3 separate regions of the Homo sapiens genome follow, and regions 1 and 2 are each linked to region 3. A link is a loop called in an ENCODE intact Hi-C map of the cell type or tissue named here. Cell type or tissue: Caco-2. All regions are shown on one strand. Links, peaks and the distances in the headings refer to the core of each region. The heading gives the core; the rest is flanking DNA.

Region 1 (5,634 bases), core at 379-5,378, 55 kb before region 3:
CAGGTAGTTCTTTATAGCAATGTGAAAATAGACTAATACAGATGGGAATCTGCAGCCAAAGATGAGAAGGCCTGCTCCAAGAGTGGTCCACCAGCATCCATATCATCTGACAGCCTAGCACATAAGCAGATTCTTGGCTTGTCCCAACTATGGAATGGGAATCTGCATTTCACCGAGATTCCCCAGTGATTGAAACTTTCAGGTTTGAGAACCCCACTGTGGGGTGCCAGTAAATACTCCCCAGTCCACACATTCCTATGTGCCTCTTTATTATGTACTCAAATACACTCACTTGTATGATAAAGAGCTACCCTTAGAGAACGCAGCTTAGTCAGGTGAGGGGCCACATCACAGAACACACCCACACCCAAGCGTTTTCACGCAGAGCACTTGGTGATTTAGAACAGCTCAGGGTATCTGGAGAGCTGTGCCATTCTGCCCCCAAGCAGGGCTGCTGTCACTCACTGACAGTACCCATGATTCGCATGTCATGATTCAGGGGCTCGAAAAGGAATGCCCCTCCCTGCAGTCTTCTTTAAAAAATGTATATTTTTTAATTTTTAGAAATAGTCTCACTCTGTCACCCTGGCTGGAGTGCAGTGGTGCTATCATAGCTCACTGTAGCCTTGACCTCCCAGGCTCAGGTGATCCTCCCACCTCAGCCTCCCAAGCTGCTGGGACTATAGGTATTCACCACCATGCCTGGCTAATTTTTAAATTTTTTAAATTATTTATTTATTTATATATTTATTTATTTGAGAGATGGAGTCTTGCTGTGTCACCCAGGCTGGAGTGCAGTGGCGTGATCTTGGCTCACTGCAACCTCTGCCTCCCCAGATTCAAGCCATTCTCCTGCCTCAGCTTCCCAAGTAGCTGGGACTACAGGTGTGCACCACCACGCCCAGCTAATTTTTGTGTTTTTTTTAGTAGAGACAGGGTTTCACTATATGTTGGCCAGGCTGGTCTCAAACTCCTGACCTCAGGTGGCCCGCCTGCCTTGGCCTCCTAAAGTGCTGGGATCACAGGCATGAGTCACAGTACCCAGCCTAATTTTAAATTTTTTATAGAGACAAGGTCTCACTATGTTGCTCAGGCTGGTCTCAAGCAACTGGCCTCAAGCTAGTGATCCTCCTACCTTGGTCTCCCAAAGTGGTTACAGGCATGAGCCACTGTGCCCAGCCTTGGTCTTCTTTAAATGGCTGTCAGAGGTCTGGAAAGCTGCTATAGCCCTTTAGCCTAAGGCTTTGGTGTTTGTGAAAGTACAATCCCAGAGTTAAGGAGAGTGCTTTGAACTGCTACTGGCCATGAATTATTCATGGAAAATTAAAGTTCCAGGTTCGAGGGAGAGCAGGCAGTGTGGAGGGCAGGGCGGGGCAATGGCAGGAGGAAGAAGCAGGTCTCCTACTTCTCTCTTCCTGAGGCCCAAACCTTCTGCTTAGAATAACTGAACAGCTGTGGAGCCAGTCCAAGGACTCTGGGTGGCCTTGCCCTGCCAAGCAGGATACCCTCTTTTGGCAGGTGCCACATCTGCCTGGCACCCCAGGTGGCTGCCCCATCAAATGGCACTAATGTCACAGGCATCTGGAGAGGTGCTGAGCTCCAAAAGCAGGGGCCTTAAGAAGAGGGAGGCCTTGCAACTGATTCTGCAATAAGGAGAGAACAAAGAGATGGCACGGCTGTGTGCTTCCCCTGAGCACTGGATAGAAATCACTGGCTTTGAATCCATCAAAGATAAGGTCAGGTCTCTATGGGTGCCAGCTGGGTGCCACTGAGGCCTAGATTAATAATAATCCTAATGTCAGCTGTGAAATCTATTGCCTCTATTTACTCCTGCAAACATGGGTAGAAAAACTAGACCTGATATCTTTTTATAAAATACGAACTCAGTCAAACATTTGTGTTAATTTCAGTAGAAAAGTTTAGAAACTGAATTGTGAAGGTGAATATTTTAAAATGCAGGAATGACAAACGTATCAACACTACAACTATTTAAATAGCCTAGTTCTGAGTAGCAATGACTTGATAAAGTGAGTATTTGCTGACACTCCTGAAGATAAACTCTATTGATCTTTAGTTCCAAAGTGCATTTTTTAAAAGATTGAACCTCTGTTACAAAGAGGTGAAATGCTGAAAGCTAGAATTCAAAAGACATAGTAAACTGAAGCTTAAGAATTAAACCGAAACCCAAAACTCTTTGACTAAATATTTGGAGAGCTCTTTATGTAAAAGAAATGGAAGGATCAGAAGACCTGGATTCAGGGCCCAGCGATGCCATGAAAAAAGTCAACCAATATTTATGAAGGATTTACTATAAGCCGGTGCTGCACCAGGGGTTGCCGAGGGCCGCTGGGGTCCTGGGAGGGCTCTGCTGGGCTGTCTGATGAGCACAGCAAGTCTTGAGCCCGTCTTGCCACCCATTCTGATCTGATCTGTTCTCCTGGCCCTTAAAGAGTCAGCTTTCTAAATGCAAGTCCCATCAAGAAACTCAGGCCCTCCCATACAGCACACAATCCATGAACCTTCTCTCTCCTTGCACGATCTTCCATGGAGCCTATGCTCAAAACACGGTGGCCTCCTTGGGTTTCCCTGAGCGGGCAATGCTGTTTTCTACTTCCAGGCATTTGCACGTGATATTTTCTCTGCTCGGGATTCCCTCTCCTGCTGTCTGCGCAGATAATCCTATCCTTTGAGGGCCAGTTCCAGCTTCTCTTGTGAAAACACTTTGCAAGCAGAGTTACTTGTTTCCTCCTTTGGGCTCTCACTGCGCCTGCCTTGTTTTATTTATCCAGCCACTAGATCTGTATTGTGCTTCTACTGGGGGCCAGCCCTGGGCTCTGAGCTGGGGACACAGCAGGAACTCAGACTTCTTCTCTGCTGGTGGTGTTTACAGGCCAGAGGGAAGACCCAGTACCGATGATGTCAGGAGGATTTGTTTCCAGATCTTCCTGCTGCTCCAGGGCAGTGACCACGGCCTATCCACTTTCAAGTCCCCATCATCCAGCAGAGAGTCTAGCACATAGGAGATGCCCAAGATGGAGGACTGCCATGCTCCCGCACCTCCACCCTGCCTGGGAATCACAGCCACAGGCCCTCAAGTGCTGCAACGCTGTCCACCAGGCAGGCCACTCTTGTGCCTATAGCCCCTCACTTGCAGAGGACACCTTTCCAAGGTGCTCTGTGGATCTGACTCTTTCAAAACTTATCCACAAGCTGCTGCTGATCCAGAGCCAACCTCGCATGGCCAGGTAGCACCCCCAAAAAGGGCCGGCTGAGAAGGCCAGCTGTGTACCTCAGGGAGCCCCGCTGTTCTTTCTTCCACACAATGCATCCAACAGCTGCCTAGGCCCATGGCTTTCAGACACACTTGCATCCAGGGCAGATGGGAACAAGGGGGCTTGAAACCCAGGGCTTCACATACCAACCTTGGCACAAAGAAACTTTTTCTTCAGTGTTCTAGCCTGAGGCCAGTGGCCAATCATGAAGTCTTTCTCTCATCTGGAGATCACAAACACCTGTGGCCTGTGTCATGTGGCACAAAGAGAGAAGCAGAGGGAGGGTTCCTGCTCTACTCAATTTTTCTGGTTTTGGGTTTTTTTTTTTTTTTTTGTATTTTTGGTTTCCTTTGGTTGTTGGTAACAGTTGTGCCTCTGCCTCTTTGGGCTGCTCTTTGTGGCTTAAATACAGCAATTGAAAAAGGAATAATAGGCATTTGCAATAGCTAGTGGGTCAAACACTAGAATTTTGGGGGGAAAACCTCTAGCAGTTAGGCAAGTGTATATGAGTCAGTATATTTATTTATTTATTTATTTTTTGAGATGGAGTTTTGCTCTTGTCACCTAGGCTGGAGTGCAATGGCGCGATCTCGGCTCACTGCAACCTCTGCCTCCTGGGTTCAAGCAATTCTCCTGCCTCAGCCTCCCGAGAAGCTGGGACTACAAGCTCCTGCCACAACACCCAGCTAATTTTTTTGTATTTTTAGTAGAGACGGGGTTTTGCCATGTTGGCCAGGCTGGTCTCGAACTCCTGACCTTAGGTGATCCACCCGCCTCGGCCTCCCATAGTGCTGGGATTACAGCCATGAGCCACCGTGCCCATCCCAAGTCAGTATTTTTCAAGGAGATTTTTATACACAAGCATTTTGAAAGAGTATGTAAAATGGTCTCTTCCTTCATATAGTCCCCCAACCAATTGGTGGACGTTGCTGGCATGGAGACAGAAATAATAACAGCACTTACATCTAGTGTTACCCTTGCAACCAGCCTGTGGGCAAAAATTAGGGGAGCTGGGGATGAAGAAATTGGGGCTGTGCGGCATGTGGGCTCAAGGATGGGAAGCTGCCCGTTGACAATTGTTTCACACAGAATTCCTGGACTTGCTGGAGGCCTTCTATCAGCTGTTTAACTTCTGCCTGTGACTTCAAGTAAGTCATCTTTTCTTCCTGAGGGAATAGCAGAGCACTTCCATCCTGATAGATCCATTTGTCTCCCATCAGATTTATTCCTGCCCCAAATTCAGGGATCAAATATCTATGTGTTACCATATAAAGTAACTGGACTCTGCTTTCTTACAATGCAAAAGGAAAAATCCCAAATTATAAAAGATGTAGAGTAAGATTCTTTCCTACCATTGCAGCTGTAGTGGTAGTGCCCTAACTGCCCTTGGGCTGGGGAAGGAACAAAGGGCCTAGTCACTATGCTGGCACCTCCAGCACACCACAGCCACCAGAGAGGAGTCCCGTCTCTTCCCTGTGAGCCCCCATGCCCCACTCTTCAACAAGTAGAGTCCCTGGCTCAGGCCAGCAGTGCAGCCTCCCTGCCCCAGTGTTCACTCCCATCCAGACCAGTAGCTCAGCAGTTCTCTGAGGTGCAGCTCCTAGAGGCAACCGAGATCTCCTCGGCCACTGCCATTGCAAGGGTGCTGCCTTGCTGCCCTTGGACTGGGAAAGGAACAAAGACCCTGAGTGCTTCAACCATACTGCCAGCAAGCTGCAGTTGCCCTAAGGAGAAGAGGCCAGGCTGTCTCCCCTGGGACCCACCCACCCACCCTGCTCATCACTGGAAAGGGTCCCCTCCACTTAGGTCCACAGCACAGCTGCCCCATCCCAGGCCAATCGCAATGATTGATCATGGCTCTGCATCTCTTGGTGGGTGGAGCCCCACAACAGAAGTGAAAGGCCCTCTGCTACAACCACTGCTAAGGGCCCTTCCTCTGCTGCCTCCAAGCTGAGGACAGAATATAAAGCCTGAGCTTACCCCAGAGCTGCAGTGGGCATCCTGGGAGTGCCAAGCCGAGATCTGCAGCCAGCACCTAAGTGGGAGAGGAGCCTACACCTCAGAACACTGAGAGGGCACACAGCTGAAAATGTGTGGAAACGCCAAGGAGCTGCATGGCTGAGGAAGAGCCTACCTGCTGGCCCTTACGTTTAAGTGCCATCTACTGTATCAAAGCCCAAAACTTCAACACCAAAAACAAACAAAACAAAAAAAGCAGAACAATAACAACAAAACAAACGAACCAACAAAAAAAAAAACACCTTTGGTAATATACTCCCCATGCGAAACCAAGGACAATAATTAACTATAAATAAAGACCTTGCAAAAAGCCTTGGTCCTCTGAAAACATCCAGAAAAGTCT
Region 2 (5,634 bases), core at 379-5,378, 110 kb after region 3:
CAACCCTGAGTGAACCCAGCCAACCATCCTCACCCCCACGCCAACCCATGCTGGTAGGCCCTGCTGGAGAAAGCAGAGTGGGAAGCAGATTCCCCAAAACATAAATGCCCTCCAGTCCTCGGGGCCCTGCATCCTGCGCATCTCTGTAGACACTTTCCCTTCCTATTTCACTGAGTGACATTTCCAAACGCTGAGACCCCAACCCTCACATCTCTGCCCACTTGCTGTATTATGTTTAAAATCAACCATCACACTGGCTTCTGAACACAGATAAACCAAGGGCATGAGGCGAGCCCTCCCACAGCTGCCCCTCCACCCGCCCTTCCTCCTTCCTCCTGTGCTCCCAGGCCCGATGCCCCTCCAGGTCTACGCCTGAGCCTTGTCCCTCCGCCCTGCACGCCCTCTTCCTTCCCTCTCTTCTCCCTGGGGCCCTTGCTCCCCTGCCACCCCAGCTCGCACCGTGCCTCTCCTCCTTTTCCTCTAGACCGATTCCTCACCTACCTTCTCCTCCAGACACTATCTTAAGTTCTCCTTCCCTTACAGCTGCCTTTTATAGAAAGGCCGTCTGCAATGGATGCGCCCACTTCCTGGTCCCTCAGCCCCAGCTGTCACTTTTCAACCCACTACAATGAAGTCTCCGTTTCCACGGAAAACGCTCTTATGGAGGTGAACGGCCTCCCAATGGCCAAAGGTGAGACGGCTTCCCGGCTTCTCTCCTGAGCTCTGTAGAACCTCACGCTGGCCCCTCTCCCGTGGCCTGACTCCCTCCTAGTGCGGCTTCCAGCTCCCCATCCTTTCTGTTCCCTCCCACACACCTGACCGCTGTTTTCCTCCAGCATCCCCTTCTGATCGGCTCTTCCACCTTCTCCCAGGATTCTCCTCATCCAAACCCACAGCCAGGGCTTCCCCAGTGTCAAGCACCAGGCTACCCTCTCTTCTGGGTGCCAGACCCACACATCCTGCGAGCTGGTGCGCTTCTCCCCCTGAGTGCCCCGTAGGCCCCTCAAACTCAACGAGTCAGCTCCATGAAGTGGGGGCCAAACTGCTCTGTGGGTCACCCTCGATCCTAAGACCCTAATGCGGCATGTGGCATGCCATTGGCATTCCATAAATGACTGTTGAATGTTCCAAACCAAATTCATTGATTTTTCCCTTAAAATTGCCTCTCTTCTTGGAATCCCCATCTCAGTGAATGACACCATCCAATCATCCAAGTCGAGTCCTTAGGTCATCCTAGCTGTCCCTTCCCCACCTCCCCACCCAGCATCCATTCAGTGTCAAGCTGTGCAGCTCTCATCTCCATAACGTTCCTTGTGCCAGATCCCTCCTGCCCAACCCAGAACCACCACCTTGCGGGAGGCTCTCACATCTGAACGTGAGCAGCATGACCGCCTCCTTTAGACCTTCCACCCCTGGTCTGGCAGCCTCAGATTCACTGCCCCAGGATCCTCACACTCTGACCCCATCTGCCTCTCTAGGTAGAATGCAGGGGACTAGATGGGGAGCCAGTCTGGTTGGGGGATCAGGAGACTTCTGTGAGGAAGTGCCTATTGAGATGACCTCTGCAAGATAGTAGGAGGTGGTTAGGCAAAGACCTGTGGGGTGGCAGAGGGCAGAGCAGCAAGCATTACAGAGGAAACAGGTGTCCAAGGGTTCTAAGGTTGGCAGGGGCACAGCACGTTCTAGAAGCTACAAGACAGCCGGTGTGGCTGGAGCCCAGGCAGCAAAATGCAGCATCTGGCCAGATGAGGCTGCAGGGGAAACAGGGACCGGATGGCCCAGGGGCTGGGGATGCAGGCAAGAATTTTAGTTTCTACTTCAGAACACCAGGAAGCAGAAGAGTGACATGATCAAGTCTGCCTTTTGAAAAGATCCCTCTTCAAAAATGCTTAGTTAATGAAGTAATGATGGATAATTTCCTAACATGATAAAATGCAGATATCGCAACCAAAATTCAGCATTTAGAAAGGGAACACTAGTCGCATTTCACTATTGAAAAGCAAGACACAATGTCCGCTATCATTGTTCTTTGAGGAGCTGGCCAACATAATTGGGTGAGAAAGAAATTAGAGATTTAAAAATGAGGAAAAAAGAGGTACAGCTCTCACTATTTGCATATGATATGCCTATACAGCTAAAAACCCCCAAAGAATCCATTAAGAAACTACTCAAACCATAAGAGAATTCAGTAGGGTGGTAGAAGCAAGTTAATATGTAGAAATCAATAACTTGCTTGTATATGAACAATAACCAGTTTCAAGAGATATTAGAAGGAAAGGCCTCCATTTATAATAGAAGCAAGAGGGTGAAATTAACAGTAAATGAAACAAGAGTTGTACAAGATCCTTATGAAGAGAATTTAAATTAACCTGAGGGACGCAGAAAACTTGATGTCCATTCCTGGACAGGAAGATTCAACAATAAGACAATGTCAATGCTTCCTAAATTAATCTATAAACATAATGCAACCCCAATAAAAATAACAATGGGAGTCTTAAACATCAGAACACTCTTGATTTTGGAGTTTATATGAAAAGCTCCCTCTGGCTGCAGTGTGGCTGGCTATGGACTGAAGAGTGAGAGTGGGCGGGCTGGCGGGTGACCTAGGACACCTGGCAGGGATCCTGCTGAAGAAGCTGGGCCCAGCTGACTCTGGGGCCTGGGGTGGGGTTGGGGACGCAGTGAAGGGCACATTTGAGAGATATTTCTATGGAGAAATTCCCAGGCCGTTGTGATTGATTGGATAGGGGAGGTGAGAAAGAGAAGTCAAACCAGGACTCCCGGTTTGTTCATTTAATCATTAATCGAATCTCCTGCAAACTTATCCCCATGTTACTAAAATCACTGCTCGGGGCAGGGTTTCTGGGCCCCCAGACAGATTTCACAAGAACCTCCAGAAAGGCTTTTTAACCAGTTGTTTGTTCATAGCCAAGCGAAGCACCACGTTTGCTCTCTGACTCTGCTAATCAGGTGTTCCGCTTAGAGCTTTGGAGAACAGGACGGCTTCAAGCTCAGAAAGCCTCAGAAAGACACTTGTTCTCTCCCTATCTGTGCTGTCAGTCCCCCTTTTGATTCAAAATCGCACCACCAAAAAATAGGGCAGTGATTGTGTTTGAGTTTGACCTCGTCAGATTCAACGTTTACTTGAGCTGTGGCTTGACATCTCCATACTGCCTTCACTCTTCTTTAATAAACAAATAAGTCCTGAAGGCAAAACAAAATTTCTCACCACCACTGGCATACCATTTTATCACAGCAATATCCCTTTAAGGTTTGCCTTTTTTCCCCTCTGTTCAGAATTCTTTTCAACACATTTTTCAGACAGAACAAAGTGAGTTTAAATATATCACACAGTGGCTGCCTCTCAAACATCTACAGAAATCATTTCAGTGAATGTGTTGTTTGATATGAAAAAGAAGTGTATTTGGTTTGGGTGCGAACAGACTGTTATGCAAAGCACGCATCTGTTAAAACTCAGGTGAAATAAGCCGAAGCTTTGGATGGGACAAGTTGAGGCCCAGCTTACCTCAAGCGCCTGCCAGGCTGGGCTTTGTTTGGGAGCTACACAAGCGCTGATGGATGCCTGAACCAGTGTGCTCTGAAACCTCATATTGCACACGAATCGCCTGGGGGGTCAGAGTCTGCAGGTCTGGGGTGGAACCTGAGATTCTGCTTTTCCAATGAGCTCCTACACGATGCCATCCTCCAAATCCACAGATGGCACCTGGAGTGGTGAGAGTTTAAATCGGCTCAGCAAGTTGGAAGCCACATTTCTCAAGGATTAGCCTGTAGGTTGGGATGCATTCTCCTTGCTTACAAAACAGAGATTTTGCCACCGTCTTATGTCAAACAACTTCAGATCTAACAAGTGGATGTTTTCAAGTCTCTTCAGACTATAATATTTGGAGGTCAGAATACCCAATCTCAGTGTTATACATGCCGAAAATTCATACCTGGAAAATCCCGCAATGCTTAGTAAACCCTCACCAATTTGGATTAAATAAAAGGGGAACTTTATTTATGAAATTTTAAAAATATAATCCTGCTTATTACTTTCATCTGCTTCCCTAGGGATAATGTTATTATACCTCATTTGCACTAAGAAAAAAAAGTCTAGGTCTTCCCAGCACCCTGCCGCACCATATGAATAATCACAAATTCCAAATAAAAGGAAAAGGATTTTCAAGAGTCCTCCTACATTTAAAATTAAAAGGTCCCTAAAACTTACAATATCTGTGTCAGTTCCTTCAGCTGTGACTATCCGGCCAGTGGGGCTTCATTCATCCCATTTTTGAGGTGGGAAAATTAAGGCCTAAAGTCACATGAAAAGTCAGTAGAACTCAAAGTCAATGCCACTTTGGGGACCTTATTAAGCTAAGGAATATCAACAACAATAACTTTTACCCATTCAAGTGCCAGCTGCCTTGAGGGAAGGTTTGTGTCTCCTGACAAGCATATGATCTCAGTCTAGTTTGTTTGGCCTGGAAAACATTTTCCTTATCGACTGAAAAGTAGAATGCATGAGAAAGAGTAAATGAACTGCTTTTTAAAAAGAGGGGAAGTAAAGTTAGTAAAGCACACACATTTCAGCTGCTTTTCCTATAACTACACAGATCTGTGCTCCTTGACCCAAAAGGCCATCGGGACAGATTGTGGGAAGAGCCACTCTGTTTTGCAAAGAAGTATATAAAATACAGAATAAAAAGGTACAAAATTTAAAAATATAAAAAGCACAGAAGGGGTCGATACAAATGCCTTGGGCATGCTATTACTGTACTATCTCTTCCTCCTCCTGGTTATCACAGAGAGGGCTTACCGTGCCCGTCCTGATCATGGAGAGTAGAAACCTTAAAACATGGGGCATCTTTAAAAATCATTAAATGAAAACAGAGTGTAGAGTCTGCCACATAGCAAGTGCCCATGAGAAGCTTTCAGTTACCTCGGGTTCTATGAAAACCAGTAACCTGCCACTGATGGTCTTCCCACTGTCCTATCAGAGCTGATTGCTTCCCGGGGTAACGCTCCACTAGAGGCTGCTGAGTTTAGCTTCATAATAGCGAACGGGTCCCTTCTATTCCTTTAAATCTGGGATGTGTGGGATGGAAGTACAGAATCCAGAAATGGAGATGGAATTTTTTAAAATCTGGAACATTCATTGAACATGTATGGGAAACATCTGGCAGAGAAAAAAAAAATACAATTTGCATTGTTTCTCTGACAGCAACCCTTGCACCAATGTCCACATCTATCTTAACACAGAGAGTTTTCTGACATCCCACCCTCAATCCACCTTTCTGTGTTACTGTTATCCCTTGATTAATAAAGCTAACCTAAGACTATCCAGAGAAGAGCCTCCAGATGCCTGGAAATGCTCTGGATGGGGCTGGGGAAAGCTACAGTCCAGCCGGTTGGAAAGGGCTCTCAACTGAGACCCAGGTACGTGGGTTCGAGTTTCCTCACCTCATCAGTTTCTTACCTGCTAAGTGGAGCTAAATCGCCTGCCCCTCAGAATCGTTATGAGGCTCTTGAAGCCTAGAACGAGTTCAATACATGCTGAGTGAATGAATGCATCTTCAGATGAAATAATTATGTGAAACACACAATCCAGGCCGGGCGCGGTGGCTCACACCTGTA
Region 3 (5,634 bases), core at 168-5,167:
GACCTCATCTTCCTCCCTCCTGCCGACCCCTGCAGCTCTGGAACAAGCCAGGCCTGCCTCTCCTCTGGGCTTTTGCCTGTGCCTTCCCCCTGCCTGGAACTCCCTCCCTACAGGGAGCCATAGAGCTCCTCCCAGCCTTTGCTCAAATATCACCATCTCTGTAGAGCCTTCCCTGACTGTGCTGCACACAATCTCCAAACTGCAGCCCTCCTATGACCAGCCATCCCGTCTCCACCAACCCCAACCCCTTCCAGCTTTTACTCTTCCCATAGCACTTATCCCCACTTGGCACACTGTTAATATATATACTTCCTTGCTTACTGTCTGACCCCACTAGAAAAAAGCTCAATGCAATGAGGACGTGTATCTGCTTGGTTCACTGATGTAACCTCCAGTGCCTAGAATTCAGTCTAGCACATAGTTGACCTTACAATAACTATTTGTTAGATGAAATGAAGAGACATCTAAAAAAACACAGGATACAAAGTACAGCGGAGACAATCCTATTTGTGTTTCAAACACATCTATATTTGTAACTAGAAGAATGTGCCCCATTATCTCATTATCCCTGGGTGATTTTCTGCATATGTGCGTTTTGGTGGTTTCCAAATTTTCTTAATTAAAGCATGGCTTATTTTTGTAGTAGAGAAATATGTTATTAAAAATAAATGCATAAGTACTTGTTGAACTAAAAAAGAAGATAATTGCCGAAATATTAAAATCTGCCTGTGCTTTTAAAAACTCAACTATCCATAAAGAAGATGCTTGACGATAATGTATATTCTCTGTTGGATTGAAACCTCAGCGGGCTGAAGCTCTTGATTTTTGCAAGTTGTCTTACAATACCTTAATTAGTCTAATTGTTTTGGGGTATGGAGGATCATACATTTGAGAAGGCAAAACCCAGGTTATCTCCTATCTCAGCTCTGGTCTGTACCCAACTTCTTGGAGGAATGTGACTAGAGAAAGTTCTTCTGTCATCCTTGCAGATTTCTGTCTTAAACTGGGTATTTATTTAAAGTACAGGACAAGGCCACACATATAGGGCCCAACTCCCCTCAGTTCCAGCAAGCCCCCTGGAGATCCGGAATCTCAGAGGCCTGCTAGATTCCCTTTTTCTTTCCTTGGGTTGCGGGTGGTCTAGGGATGGCAAGATGGGAAAGGAGGCGTTCAGGAATGAGAAAGAATCAAATGCTATACAAATTAAATCTCCTCAACACCGGCAATGTTCATGGAATTGAACCCAAACGCTGGATAGCTCATCAGTGAGCACTGTTTGGCAATGAATTGCTCAACAGAGACATTTTCAACAAAATATGAATTAGTTTAATCATTACATGTTCAAGAAAACCTTGTTGGAAGGAAAATGCCCTGCCTTGTTTCAGATTGCACACTGAACACCACTGAGGCTCTCCTCCCATCCCAAGGCCCTGGGGCCATCAGGCTGCCTGCTGGGAGGTGGCCCAGGGGTGTGGCTGCTGGTGCCACCAGGAGACGCCTGCTGTGCCTGCTCCTCCTCCCCCAGCGGCTCCTTCCCCAGTGCTTCCATGGCCAGGGGCCCCACACTAGGGCTTCAATTGCTCACCCAGGGTGGGCAGGCAGTGAGCACAGCTTTACCCAGGACTGGGGCCTCTGCCAGGGAGCTGGCACCCCCACGCCCATCCCGCAGAACGAGGCCAGGCCCTCTGGGACAGTCACACTGCACAAAGTCCAGATGTTACCGCTACGGAAAAGTGTCTTCGGCGTTACGAAGATGCAGTAACTCAAGGCCTTTGGGGAAAAGGCACATTTGAGTCTTGGAAAGTTTTTCCAGAGCTGGAGAACAAGTCTACGAGTACCGTGGATGCAGGAGATGACTGAGTCTCCTTCACGCCTTCATTCAGGCACTCGGCACACAGCCACTGAATACACACTACCTGCCAGCAAGCTGCACCATGTGCTAGGAAAGCAGGAAGATCAAGACAAGACCCTCGCTTCCTGGCAGCTCACATTCCAGTGTGGGGGTTGGGGGGTGGGGCAAATCAGCACACTACAAACAAAAGAGCAAGTGTGGAGACACAGGTGTTGAGGAACGGTGGAGGGAACCAACTCAGTGGGCCGGAGCGGGGGGTGTTGGTGAAGCCTTTCTGGAGGGGGTGTCAGAGGCAGGAGTGAGACCTGCAGAGAGGAAGGGTGTTGGCAAGGACAGGGAGCCCCAGACCCTCCCTGACCCTAATGTTTCCAGGCCTCCTTCGGACGGTGCACCGAGTGACTGGCGGAAGCACAGTGTAATCCTCCCTGGACTGGACTCTGGAACGGCATGTCCGGGGGGGGCAGGGGCGTTGTAGGCTGTTTAGTCACTGTGGCATCCCCAGTGCCTCACACACTGCTACATGATAGGCACTCGACAAATATTTGCTGAATTGAATGTTGTGGAATCATCAGAGCAGACCCGGGACATCTGGGTCCACGTTTGGTGGCGAACTGCAAAGCGATGGGTGCAAAGGTCGTCATGCAGGTGAAGCAATGAACACCGAGAGGGACCTGAGCAGACCCCACTTCCGTGTGCTCCAGCCTCTGCTGACAGCGCTCCTCTGAGCTAACGATCTCTCTCCTGGGGGAGAAAAAGGGCCACCTTCTTTCTTTTGCAAAGTAGGAAGAATTTCTAAGTAAATTTTGCTTTACAATGTTTCCCTAAGAATAAAGAGGAATTGAAGATTTTTTTTTTAACATATCCGTCATCATAAACCTCAAGGAATTAGATAATATAGGACCAATACAGGTTAGAAATATCCAGTCGTTCAGACAGAGACACATGTGAGTGCAGAAGGCTAAGCTATTTCACCCACAAACTCACTAAACAATGTTGTTTCCAATAGCAGAGACATCATAATTTGAAAAATAGTACATAATAATTATGCAAAATGGAAATAAGGTGCTTTTGAGTAGAAAAGAAAAAAGGCTACAAAGGTATTTCAGGAGAAAATGGTTCTATTTCCAAAAAGGGGAGAAATAAAACAAGGTTAACAGCTTAAAGCCCACGAGCCCTGTGACACCAAGTTGGAGACTATCAGGCAAAGACAGCTTCAAAAGTGCATATTTGGTAGAAAAATGAACAAAATGAAATTCACTGAAAGTCTTTGGATATTGGGTTGCTGTTGGGGCTGCCGATTCATTTTTTCCTTCTCTAAAGGGACACAGCATTCATTCACAGATGATTCCTTTATCTCACCTAAAACAATGCCCGTGGTATCGACTATTATCCTTGGCAAAGTGCCTTTGCATTAAAACATGGTGACAGCATTTCTCGGCCCTGATGTTGGGGAGAGTTCCTACCATGTAATTATCCAGCTCAATTAGAAGACAAGGTCAGAACAAACAGATCCAGAGGGAAGGTCCATGCCTGCTAGACACACAGATGTGGTCCCACATCATTTTCTTTTTTCTTTTTTTCTTTTTAGGTAGCCTGTTACTGTTTCATACACATGGTTTTCAAAGTAACAGGCAGCCAGATAGTAAGACTGCAGGGAGCAAATGAAAATTCACATTTTTTTGATTGAGTACCTATATTGCAGGCAGTTTCACATATAACATTTCATATAATGTCTACAGAAATGTACACAGCTAATTGTCTATGACATTGGTATTACTGAGACCATCTCACAGATGAGGAAACTAAGGTTCATTAATTTGACTGATAAGACTTATAAGAGGTTCATTACTTTGAGCCTGGTTTAGCTAATAAGTTTCATAACCAGAAGTCAATCAGATGTGGCCGCCATCAAAGCCCATGGGCCCAAGGCATGGTCTCTCAATTGTACCACAATGAGGCCTACACTTCTGTTTTGCACTCTACACATTTTCTTAGTGGAATACAATAACAGCTGTACCTGTTTTCACCTTTTTATAAGGATCTCAATGATCCTCATTAAATGTAATTAAGAACACAGTGAAACCTGAAACTATTCTGCGTGAAGGTGCCTTGTCCAGTCTGGGGAGAAGACAAGCTCGGAGTCTTGGGTGACAAAGTCGCTCATTGATGGATTGCCAGCAGTCTGGTAGTAACGCCTTAGTGACTGAAGGTCAAGAACATTTCTCTTGGGCTCCGCTTCCCAATTCCAGTTGAAGAATAACAAGCTCTGTGGTTTCTACACAACAGAAACCACAGATTCCCAGGGGCCCTGTCAATCAAGCTTGACACTAAATGGTGATGACTGCTCCTGTTATTGCAAAATACATGTATACTAAACAAAGACCGTACTGGTTAGTTTTGCTTAAATACTGGAGGATTCTGACCAGTACAATGCTAAAACATAAACTTTCATTTATGAAAAAAGATAAACTTTCTAAAATTCCCAGGTTATACTCAAGAAGTAACTTGCTCCCTGTGAAGAGAGGGTGGGGTTGCAGAGACTCCAGAGATCTCCACTTCTGCAGTGTCAGTGTGGAACTGTATCTATTGCTCCAGTATCCACTCCTGACCAGCAGGAATGGCAAAGAACCTCAGAAGAGTACAGGTGGTAGGTGCTGAGTAAAACTGGAAGTCTGAGTGTGTCTCCTAGACACTAGCAACTACAAGGATATACTTTCAATGAAACTCTTTGAACTCATTGGGAGAAACCTGAAAAATACCATGTGCTGTTGAGGAATTAATGCCCACTCCCACCCCCAGTCTTCATCTAATTATGCTTTTATAATTAATTAATTAATGCCCACTCCCACCCCCAGTCTTCATCTAATTGTGCTTTTTAAATTAATTAATTAATGCCCACTCCCACCCCCAGTCTTCATCTAATTGTGCTTTTTTAATTAATTAATTAATGCCCACTCTCACCCCCAGTCTTCATCTAATTGTGCTTTTTAATTATTTTATTTTATTTTATTTTATTTTTTTGAGATGAAGTCTTGCTCTGTCGCCCAGTCTGGAGTGCAGTGGTGCGACCTCGGCTCACTACAAGCTCCGCCTCCCGGGTTTTTGCCATTCTCCTGCCTCAACCTCCCGAGTAGCTGGGACTACAGGCACCTGCCACCACGCCTGGCTAATTTCTTTGTATTTTTAGTAGAGACAGGGTTTCACCATGTTAGCCAGGATGGTCTCGATCTCCTGACCTCGTGATCTGCCCGCCTCAGCCTCCCAAAGTGCTGGGATTACAGGTGTGAGCCACTGCGCCCACCCTATCGTGCTTTTTAAATTAATTGATTAATGCCCACTCCCATCCCCAGTCTTCATCTACTTGTGCTTTTCCAAGTATATTCATCTATGGTTAAACTTTCATATCATTTCTTTACTTTTCTTTTAAGCCACACACTTCTGAGATTAAAAAACAACAACAACAAAAAAACTGTTCAGCTCATTTTGAAATACAACAGAAGTATTCCTGAGGACTTCCCCATGGCAAACACGATTATTAACTGATTACTAAAAAGAGAAGGGCAAAAGGCAAAATAATGGACATTAGATCTAGGGAAAAATGGTGGAAACAACCTTAAAGAATACGGTGGAGAAACATCTGGAAAAAGCATATTTAATTAGAGAACACCAAGAGGGACTGAAACAAAGGAAATCATGCCTGGCTGGCCTGATGGAAGGCTTGGAAGGTGTGACTGCCATGAAAGCTACAATCAATTAAATAAGTGCCACCTTTCTTGAATTTT

Evidence for each region. A loop is a pair of places that touch in the nucleus more often than their neighbours do. Peaks named below come from ENCODE experiments on the same cell type or tissue, not always from the same donor. Only the 100,000 strongest peaks of a DNase experiment are listed, where the experiment ranks them.
Region 1: a loop joins it to region 3, with 6 times the contacts of the local background. A loop is called at or near these places in 7 of 110 quality-filtered maps.
Region 2: it touches region 3 in a loop (5-fold over the local background); 4 of 110 quality-filtered maps call a loop at or near these places.

Annotation. Positions count from the first base shown.
Region 1 is chr6:157,583,386-157,589,019 of GRCh38, reverse strand. The region is part of intron 2 of ZDHHC14 (zDHHC palmitoyltransferase 14); the gene reads right to left. Among named protein-coding and RNA genes, the nearest start is that of MIR3692, 57 kb to the right of the region's middle. In Caco-2, for the core only: no CTCF peak of the experiment used is centred there; DNase peaks (open chromatin) are centred at 1,684 and 2,339.
Region 2 is chr6:157,421,881-157,427,514 of GRCh38, reverse strand. The region is part of intron 1 of ZDHHC14 (zDHHC palmitoyltransferase 14); the gene reads right to left. Among named protein-coding and RNA genes, the nearest start is that of ZDHHC14, 44 kb to the right of the region's middle. RefSeq lists a silencer at 3,072-3,272. In Caco-2, for the core only: no CTCF peak of the experiment used is centred there; a DNase peak (open chromatin) is centred at 2,764; H3K4me3 peaks cover 150 bases.
Region 3 is chr6:157,527,971-157,533,604 of GRCh38, reverse strand. The region is part of intron 1 of ZDHHC14 (zDHHC palmitoyltransferase 14); the gene reads right to left. MIR3692 (microRNA 3692) reads right to left here and starts at 4,473; the gene lies at 4,405-4,473. RefSeq lists enhancers at 1-479, 1,046-1,950, 1,951-2,856. In Caco-2, for the core only: no CTCF peak of the experiment used is centred there; DNase peaks (open chromatin) are centred at 1,604 and 2,334; H3K4me3 peaks cover 867 bases.